Linked DNA regions of Homo sapiens: regions 2 and 3 are each linked to region 1. The links are chromatin contacts, found by Hi-C or POLR2A ChIA-PET in ENCODE. All regions are on one chromosome and are shown on one strand. The core of a region is the stretch at or near the end of the contact, and the rest is flanking DNA. Distances in the headings are between cores, read along the strand shown. Region 1 holds the start of DUS3L (dihydrouridine synthase 3 like). Region 2 holds the start of KDM4B (lysine demethylase 4B). Region 3 holds the start of TNFSF9 (TNF superfamily member 9).

What was found. A loop is a pair of places that touch in the nucleus more often than their neighbours do. ChIA-PET counts read pairs that join two places held with the same protein, here RNA polymerase II (POLR2A). Pooled maps may share reads with other maps.
Region 2: a map with no recorded cell type shows a loop between it and region 1 (31-fold over the local background). The contact joins the promoter of KDM4B here to the promoter of DUS3L in region 1. A Hi-C loop is called at or near these places in 5 of 37 single-sample maps with no recorded cell type and 5 of 50 pooled maps.
Region 3: a map with no recorded cell type shows a loop between it and region 1 (6-fold over the local background). The contact joins the promoter of TNFSF9 here to the promoter of DUS3L in region 1. A Hi-C loop is called at or near these places in 1 of 37 single-sample maps with no recorded cell type and 1 of 50 pooled maps. POLR2A ChIA-PET finds 5 or more read pairs at or near these places in 1 of 52 experiments (K562).

What each region holds. Positions count from the first base shown.
Region 1 is chr19:5,789,725-5,792,975 of GRCh38, forward strand. It overlaps DUS3L (dihydrouridine synthase 3 like), which reads right to left and starts at 1,439. Exons shown (of 13, transcript NM_020175.3): 1 at 1,320-1,439; 2 at 323-611. The coding sequence starts at 1,417. RefSeq lists an enhancer at 1,162-1,621.
Region 2 is chr19:4,967,636-4,970,886 of GRCh38, forward strand. It overlaps KDM4B (lysine demethylase 4B), which reads left to right and starts at 1,478. Exons shown (of 23, transcript NM_015015.3): 1 at 1,478-1,595. RefSeq lists silencers at 942-1,041, 1,352-1,651 and an enhancer at 2,918-2,967.
Region 3 is chr19:6,529,250-6,532,500 of GRCh38, forward strand. It overlaps TNFSF9 (TNF superfamily member 9), which reads left to right and starts at 1,777. Exons shown (of 3, transcript NM_003811.4): 1 at 1,777-2,054. The coding sequence starts at 1,788. RefSeq lists silencers at 1,605-1,834, 1,975-2,044 and enhancers at 2,455-2,554, 3,156-3,251.

The DNA.
Region 1 (3,251 bases), core at 189-2,688:
AGGAAACAGGGAAGCAGTGAGGGAGGACAGGGAGACCCCGGGGCAGCCCAGCAGCCAGGGTTCAAACTCTAGATCACCCCTCCTGGCTCTTGTGTCCCTGAGCAAGTCAGGCACCTCACCGTGCCTCTGCATCTCCATTTATACAATGAGAACAATGACAAGCCCTACAATGTATCCCGAGGAGAATGAAGACGGAATGGCATCAGAGCAAGCTCACTGCTCGTTGCTGAAGGCCCAGGAGCTTTCTAACAATTACCCGCTGCCAGGAAACACACCCTGCTCCTGCCTGCCCCGGCAGGAATGCTCACGTGGCCGCACTTGCCTGGATTAGGGAGGGACACAGCCTGTTCTTGTCGTAGTTCGTGGGCTTCACATGGGGCCGGCCCTTGTTTTGTCCCCGGGCCCTCTTCTGAGTCTGTAGCTGCTCCCCGGGCTCTGCTGCCTCCTCCGTCTGCCCGTCCGCCGTCTGTCCATCCTCCAGTCGGATCCGCTTAGCCTCAGGCTCAGCCAGCTCATTGCCAGCAGGGTCTCCTACCTCGGTTTCCCGGCAAGTCTTCTCCTGCCCTTTGGCTTCCAGGAATTGGTGAAACTGCTCCTTGGTGGTGAGGTATCTGCCGACAGAAAGGGAAAGGAAAACCCTCCGAACATAGTCAATAAACACTGGGGAAAGGAGGCTAGAAACACTTGCACGTCCTTAAATCCTTCTGCTGATGGGGAGCTCACTACTTAAGAACCAGCCAGCTCCCAGCCTGGGAGCCCCTCACGGCCTCAAAAAAGACCTATTTTGTCCCTGGGTCCTCACTGTCCAAAGTGTTGCGCGAAACTATTATCAGGTTCAGTCAAGAACGTCCCTGCGCACGTTAGGCTGCGAAAAACTACAATTCCCAGCATGCCTTGAAGCGGAGTCTAAGCCACCACATTTCCCAGCACGCCTTTCGGCCCTTCAAACACCGCAGGCCCCAGCACGCCCCGCGGCACTCGCTTCAACCCCAAGACCCGCCAGTAACGGCCGCTGGCAGAGCACATGCGCCGTACGTCCATATGCAGGGACTACAATCCCCAGTATGCAGCGCGGGCCTGGCCTCAAATCCCACCTGCCCTAGCATGCACGTGGTGTCCTTCGCGCATGTGACAGGCCCCAACGTGCACGATCTCAGGTACCTCCGCTGACCACCCTGCAGGCGGAAGAACGGCCCGGAATGAAGAGCCGGTGGCTTCTCGCCCTCAGCCGCTGCCTAATCTCCCGGCATGCACAGCTCGGACCGCGCTATGGGTGCCGGAAAAGGCCCTTCAGCTTCCCTCCTGCCCCGGCGACTCACTGACGCTTAATGGGCGCCACTCCTCGTTCCAAAGCTCCGGCTCCCGAGTCGCCACCACCACCATTCTCTAGAGGAGCCTCCGCCGTTCCCTCCGCCATCGGCGCCCCTCACATCCGCTCTGGAGTGTGGCGGGAAGACCTTCCGGGTCACGCGTGTCTTCCCTGATTGTGCTGGGGAAGTGCGCATGCTCATGTCGTTCCAATGACGCCATTGCTCGCTCGTGACGCCACGGGGGCGGTGCCTGCACATGGGTGGAGCCTCAGGTCCTATATAAACTAGAGCCTGGCCAATTGCGAACTGGACTGCAATCAGCTTCTGGACTGAGGAAATTTAACTGTTAGGGTGTTTTGGAGGTTTTTGTCTTTGTTGTTCTGTTGAAACGGTTTCGTTCTGTCGCCCAGGCTGGAGTGCAGCGGTACGATCACGACTCACCGCAGCCTCGTCCTGGGCTCAAGCTATCCTCCCACCTCAGCCTCCCAAGTAGCTGCGTCTACAGACATGCACCAATAGGCCTGGATAATTTTTAAATTTTTTGTAGAGACGAGGTCTTGCCAGGTTGCCCAGGCTGATCTTGAACTCTTGGGCTCAAGCGATTCTCCCACTTTGGCCTCCCAAGCATTGGGATTACAGGCGTGAGCCATGGTTCCCGGCCCCTGCTAGGGTTTTTAAAAATGTAAATTAGGGGTCGGGAGCGGTGGCTCACGCCTGTAATCCCAGCACTTTGGGAAGCCGAAGCGGGCGGATCACTTGAGGTCAGCAGTTTGAGACCAGCCTGGCCAACATGGTGAAACCCCGTCTCCACTAAAAATATAAAAAATTAGCTGGGCGTTGTGGCACATACCTGTAATCCCAGCTACTTGGGAGGCTGAGGCAGGAGAATCGCTTGAACCCGGGAGGTGGAGGTTGCAGTGAGCTGAGATCACGCCATTGCACTCCAGCCTGAGGGACAGAGCGAGACTGTCTCTAAATAAATAAATAAATAAGGCCGGGTGTGGTGGCTCACGCCTGTAATCCCAGCACTTTGGGAGGCCGAGGTGGGCACGTCAGGAGTTCGAGACCAGCCTGGCCAACATGGCGAAACCCCGTCTCTACTAAAAATACAAAAATTAGCCAGGCATGGTGATGGGCGCCTGTAATCCCAGCTACTCAGGAGGCTGACGCAGGAGAATCGCTTGAACCTGGGAGGCGGAGGTTACGGTGAGCCGAGATCGGCCGTTTCACTCCAGCCTGGGCGACAGAGCAAGACTCCATCTCAAAAAAAAAAAAAAAAAGTAAATTACACTACTTTTATGCAGGACATTAGTTTCAACAAATAATTAGTTGAGCATCTGTATGCCAGATGCTGTGCTAGATGCTGGGGGCGTGGTAGTAAACAAAACGGAGAAATCATTACCTTTAAGAGCTAACTTGGGAGTCGGAAACACAGACGAAAAACATAATACTCCTCGGAATTTTGGAGATTGGTTCCAAGACCGCATATACCAAAATCCGCGTATACTCGTCCCCCAGTTGCCCAACAGAATCCCTGTATAGGAAAAATCCGCCCTTTGTATCCGCAGGTTTCCCATCCTGCCTCCGCATTTGGTAGGGGTTAAAGAACCCGCGGATACGGATGGCCAACTGTATTTTATTTTTCGAAGGCCACTTATAAGTGGATGGATGCAATTCAAACCCGCGTTGTTCGCGGGTCAACTGTACATAAGTAAATTAAACCGTAAGTGAGTAGGTAATAAAGCAGTAAGGTGGATTGGGAATGCCACCCTTGGCTGTTGGAATTTTTTTCTTTTTTTTTTTTTTAAGAGGAAGTCTCGCTCTGTCACCCAGGCTGCAGTGCAGTGGCGCGATCTCGGCTCACTGCAACCTCCACCTTTCCGGTTCAAGCGATTCTCCTTTCTCTGCCTCCCAGGTAGCTGGGATTACAGACGCCCACTA
Region 2 (3,251 bases), core at 228-2,727, 820 kb before region 1:
CATGCCTGGCTAATTTTGTATTTGTTAATAGAGACAGGTTTTTGCCATGTTGGCCAGGCTGGTCTCGAACTCTGGACCTCAGGTGTTCCACCCGACTCGACCTCCCAAAGTGCTGGGATTACAGGTGTGAGTCGCCCGAGCCACAGCACCGGGCCTGGCCTCCTTTTCAATTGCTACATAGTAAGTATTCCAGAGTACTGATTGCTATTAAGTTACTTCTCTAATCCCCCACTGATGGATAGTTAGTGCAAAACATTGGAAACAGTTGCAGACAGCCCTGCCGCCGGCATTCTTGAATTGTGTAAGCTCCAGACCTTTTTTCTGGGTACATCACCTCCAGGAAGAACTGCTGGCTGGGTTATCGGGTGGTGGATGCACTTAGAATGTTATTAGAAAATGTCAAATTGCCCAATTTACACTCCTGCCACTCCAAATGGGGGCATGCCTCACACCCCTGCGTGGTCCAGTACACAATGAATGCTCATTTTGTGAAGTCACAGGGTCAAATCTTTCTCCGTGCCTCATCCCACTTAATCCTTGCAACATTCTCAAGAGGCGGGTAGACGGGGTGTGGCCACTACCATCATATCCATTGCACAGTTGGAAACAGACTCAGCGAGGTTACTTTGCTGGAGGTCAACCACAGTGAGGCATGGGGCCCGGCTTAGCTTTGAATCCAGGTCAGAAAGCACCAAAGCTCATTCTCTCCCATACATTTTAGGGAACTCGGGGAGAGGGACCCTAACTATTCCGAAGGCCTTGCCCCTTGGCAAAGGTTTGTTGATTGTGATGGGAATAGACCTACGGTGGCGGGGTGGAGGCTCTTGCTGCTTTACCCTATGTTCTCGGTTCTCCTCCTTTGCAAAACGGATCGCTATGTCTCCTTGCTTGGCACTTTGCAAATTGGGGAACGCTAAGCCCACATTCCGGCCACGGGTTTCGAACCTCCAGCCTGCACGTTCCCGGCCGGTGCTGATGCTGTGCTGGGTCTCACGTACTCAGCCGCCGCCTGATAACCAGGGCGGGGCCCGGAGCTTGCGGGCAGTGATTGGCACCTGCCCCAGCCTGTCCGCGCCTCGGGCTGGCCCCTCAAGCCAATACTGGCTCCTCTCTGTGCGGTCGTCGGGCGGGCCCTGAGGCTCCCTTGTCAATCCAAGGCCCAGCTGCCGTCGGGTTGGTCGCGGCAGCCTTGGCTGGCGTGCGCCCCCTCCAATGAGAACAGAGCCGGTCAGCGGGCACGTGGGTGGGCGCCGGCGTGTCCCCGCCGGTCTGCCAATGAAGAGGCGAGGCCGGCGTTTGTCCCCGCCCAATCGCGGCGCGCGGTGGGCGGGCCGTGCGGTGTTGATGGGCCCGGCGGAGGGGAGGGGCGGAGCTGTCAGCTCCGGCCAATGGGCGCTCGGGCGTGGATCCGGCAGCCAATGGCAGTCGGGGCGGAGCTGGCGCGCGGCCTTATAAGCCCCCCCGCGAGCGCTTGCGGAGGGCTCGGTCGCCAGCAACCGAGCGGGGCCCGGCCCGAGCGGGGCCTGGGGGTGCGACGCCGAGGGCGGGGGAGAGCGCGCCGCTGCTCCCGGACCGGGCCGCGCACGCCGCCTCAGGTGAGCCCACGGGGAGGCCGCCCGGCCGTGTCCGAGCGCGGACCCCGCCGCCATGGCCGCCCCCGCGTCGCGGCTCGGGGCTGCGGGCGCGCCCGGGACTCGAGGCCCAGGCCTCGGGCGCGGCCTGCTCGGGCCGGGCCTCGCGCTTTGTCCGGGCCGGCGGGGCGGTTGGGGCGTTAACCGCCCGGCCCGGGGGCGCCCGCTGGTTTTCGGGCGGGGGCGGCGGGGCCGGACAATGGCGGGGCGCGCCCAGGGGCGGGAGCGGGGGCCCCTTCCCGGGCCGGGGGCGCGCGGGGGCTGGGCACAGACGGCCCCGGCGCCCCGCACAAAAGATGACAGCGTGGGTGGCCCCGGCCGGGCCCTTTTATCACCCGGGACAAGCCTCGGCCTATTATTATTATTATTTTTGAAAGAAAGCAAGAAAAAGGAAAAAGACCCCAGCCCCTGGGTAACCCCCGCCTGCGTTTCTGGCCCTTTGGGCGCCAGGGGGGCTAAGGGGAAGCCCCCCAGCTGGACACCCAGGGATGCCCCCTAAATGCCTATCATTGCTCCTGCACTGCCCCCACCTCCGGTCAACCTGCTATGCCTTGGTAGCTTCCAAACTTGCCCCCCTGTACGTACCCGAAACCCCCACCCCGCCATAAGCATATGCAATCTGGATTTTAGAAAAAAATCATCTTGCTATGCAACGGCAGCCTCCACGAGTCTCTCCGTCCCTCCCCCTTCCAGCCTGATCGCCATCTCGAACGAAGCCCCTGCTCTAGAGAAATGAATTGAGGAGTTGCTTCCGCCGAGACCCCTTTTCTGTGTCCCCCGTGGACATCCCCCTGGGAGCTGGGGACGGACTCGCTCTGAAATCTGCTTGACCTGGGGTCTGCCAGGGCCCAGGTCTGCGCTCAGTGGTGGCCATGACAATCAGGCAGGACGGGGGACTCTGTCCACCTGGGCACGGTGGAAGGTTTTAAGGGGCATGTTTTCCGCCCCTGGGGGCAGTGGAGGCATGGACTGCTTTTGGGTGCATCCCATCTGTTTGCTTGGGGGAGGATGCTTCTGTTTTAATAATTTACCAGCACCCTGTGAGGAAGTGTTCCCCGAGTTGTGAAACTAGTGAGAAGGTGGTTCAGCTCCGTGGAGCCTAGTGATCCTGTCATATGTGAAGAGCGTCTTTTTCCATGTGTTTCTGGCTGGGGCGTGTATTCAGCAAGTTCCTTTGGGTCCCACCGGGTGCCTGCACTGTCTTGGGATCTCTGGATACTGGACTGAATTCAAGGGATCGGTGCCCTGCCCCAGTCCTCTGCCTCAATGGCCATTTATCAGAATGTCCCCGGGCTGGAGAATGCTCCTAAAAACAGCACCAGTCCTAAAGCAGGCTCATTAGACGACTCCTATGGGCTTTTATCACTGCCGTTATGGGAGCTAATGACTCCCCTAATTCTCCAATAATAGCTTCCTTATGAGCCACCAGGAGGGTTTGTCAACACACGGGGTCAGCCTTCTCCTGCAGCCCCTGCTGAAGCAGTGGGCATCCTCTCTCCGCTTTGCAGTTTATGTTTTGAAACCCTGAAGGTCGGAGCGTAAAGCCGTGGTAGAGTCAACTTCTGTCTGAGCCGAGGATTTCTGGGACTTGCCAGCCTCGTCTCCGTGTGTCTGATTGGA
Region 3 (3,251 bases), core at 527-3,026, 740 kb after region 1:
TTCCACTGGGGGGTTGGGGATCAGGGGGCAGATGCTCCAGGAGTGAGGGTGGTTGAGGCTTGGCTGAAGCCTGACCCTTCTTAGGAAGTGCTGGATGTGGGGGAACCCGGGGGAGTCCTAGTGATGGGGGGCTAGGGGGTGCTGAGAGGAGGGGAAGGAGACAAAGAGAGACTAAAGAAGGAAAAGGAGAGAGACAGGGAGAGACAGAGAGTCAGAGAGAGACAGAGGGAATCAGAGACAGAGAGAAACAGGGAGAGAGACAGAAAGAGTGAGAGCCAGAGACATACAGAGACAGGGAGAGACACAGAGATGCATAAAGAGAGGGAGTCAGAGATGGAGAGAGACAGAGATAACGGAGCCAGAGATAGGGAGAGTCAGAGACAGAGAGAAAGAAACACACAGACTGACACAGATAAAAGAGCCAGAGACAGGGAGAGGCAGAGACAAAGAGAGATACAGAGACAGAGATAACAGAGCCAGAGACAGAGAGACAGAGACAGAGATAACAGAGCCAGAGACAGGGAGAGAGTGTCAGAGACAGAGACAGACACAGAGATAACAGAGCCAGAGATAGGGAGAGTCAGAGACAGAGAGAAAGAGACACAAGACAGACATAGATAAAAGAGCCAGAGACAGGGAGAGGCAGAGACAAAGAGAGATACAGAGACAGAGATAGCAGAGCCAGAGACAGGGAGAGAGTGTCAGAGACAGAGAGACAGACACAGAGATAACAGAGCCAGAGATAGGGAGAGTCAGAGACAGAGAGAAAGAGACAGACAGACATAGATAAAAGAGCCAGAGACAGGGAGAGAGACACAGAGACAGAGACATAGAGACAGAGATAACAGAGCCAGAGACAGAGTCAGAGACAGAGACAGAGAGAGCCAGACACAGAGACAGAGAGAGAGAGTCACAGCCAGAGACAGCGACAGAGATAACAGAAGCAGAGAGAGGGAGAAAGATAACAGAGCCAGAGACAGTCAGAGACAGAGATAGAGAGACAGAGATAACAGAGCCAGAGACAGATACAGAGACAGAGATAACGGAGCCAGAGATAGGGAGAGAGAGTCAGAGACAGAGAGAGATATATAGACAGAGATAACAGAGCCAGACATGGGGAGAGAGAGTCAGAGGCAGAGAGAGAGAAGACAGATAGAGAGACAGAGCCAGTGATAACAGAGCCAGAGACAGGGAGAGAGAGTCAGAGAGAGATACAATGAGAGACAGAGATAACAGCCAGAGACAGAGTTAGACAGAGAGATACAGAGACAGAGATAACAGAGCCAGAGACAGGGAGAGAGAATTAGAGACAGAGATAGAGAGAGACAGAGACAGAGATAATACAGGCACAGAGGCACGCATAGACATAAATTGGCAGAGAGAGAGAAAGATCTCTTTCCACCCACTGCAGAGGCAATCAACAGAGACAGAGAAAGACGTTAACGGGGAGACACAGAGAGCAAAGGAGACTGAGTCAGCAAGAGACCCACAGAGATACCGGGAAAGAGCGGCAGAGAGGGAGAACCAGGGCGATGGAGAGACAGCAGGGAGAAAGGAACCTGGAGCCGAGCTTGGAAGGCCGGAAACGGAAAGGAGAGCGAAAAGCGGAGAGAGATCCGAGTGGAGAAAATTCCGCAGAGTCACGGGGACGAGGGGAAAGGCTCTGGGCTGGGAAGGGGCGTGGCCGCGGGCGGAGGGGCGTGGCCGCGGGCGGAGGGGCGTGGCCTCCTTTTGTAGCCAAGCAGCTATAAAAAGCGGCGCGCTGTGTCTTCCCGCAGTCTCTCGTCATGGAATACGCCTCTGACGCTTCACTGGACCCCGAAGCCCCGTGGCCTCCCGCGCCCCGCGCTCGCGCCTGCCGCGTACTGCCTTGGGCCCTGGTCGCGGGGCTGCTGCTGCTGCTGCTGCTCGCTGCCGCCTGCGCCGTCTTCCTCGCCTGCCCCTGGGCCGTGTCCGGGGCTCGCGCCTCGCCCGGCTCCGCGGCCAGCCCGAGACTCCGCGAGGGTCCCGAGCTTTCGCCCGACGATCCCGCCGGCCTCTTGGACCTGCGGCAGGTGAGACGTGCCCCGACCCTCGGTAGCTGGTCTCGCGGGAGACCCCTACCGCCCCTCTGGGACTCCCTTCTCCCTCCCGCACCCCCAGGGACACCTGTTCTACACTCCCGGCCGGGGAGAGGAGACCCACCGGGGCTCCCATTCTCCATCTAGCACCGAGGCCGGGGGGGCACACCTTTCATCCCGCACCCCTACGACACCTCATCTGTACCCCAGGCCGGGGGCGGGGAGGAGACCGCCCAACAGTTCTTTTTGGACCCCCCAAGGGTCTCCTTCTTCTAGTCCGGGGGGCACCCCTTTCATCCTGCGCCCGCTACGAGACCCTATCTGTATCCCGGGAGGGGGAGAGGAGACCCCCACAAGTTCTTTTTGGACCTCCAAGGGCTCTCCTTCTCCGTCTTGCACGGGAGGGCACCCCTTTCATTCCGCATCCCGAGACCCCATCAGCACCCCAGGCCAGGAGGAGGAGACCCCCACAGTCCTCAACCCCTCAGGGATACGTCTTCTGCACCCCGGGTCGGAGAAAGGCTGGCTTCCCTCCATGTGGCAGTGGGTGGGGGCACCCCTCTTCATTCCGCATTCCCAAGGCACCCCATCTGCACCCTGGACGGGGGACCCTCCGCGGTTCTCCAACCCTCGACGGCTTCCTTTCTCTATGTAGGACTTAGGACATTGAGGGCACCTCTTTTTACCCCGCACCCCCACAAGCTCTGCATCTCTGGGGGGAACCTTTTTTCCATCCCCGATCCGAGGGGGGCACTTCCTCTTTATCTGGGACCGCCAAGGAGACCCCCAGTTCCTTTGCTAACTCCCAAAGAGCCTTATCCCCAACATCTGAGGTACCCCTCTCCCTTTCAAGACCCCCAGGGGAATACCCCCAAGGGGGCTGGAAAGAAGAGGGATCGCTTTTCCCTCCTGAATTCTTGGAGATCTGTCCTTGGGGCAGGTTGAGCCACCAGCTTCGTGTGTGTGTGTGTGTGTGTGTGTGTGTGTGTTCGTGTTTGTGTGGGTGTTTGTGTTCGTGTGTGTGTGTTCGTGTGGGGGTGCGTATGTGTGTGTGTTCGTGGGTGTGTTTGTGTTCGTGTGGGTGTGTGTTCGTGTGGGTGTTTGTGTTTGTTCGTTCGTGTGGGTGTTTGTGTTCATGTGGGTGTGTTTGGATATTTGTGTTCGTGTGTGTCTGTGTGTGTTCGTGTGGGT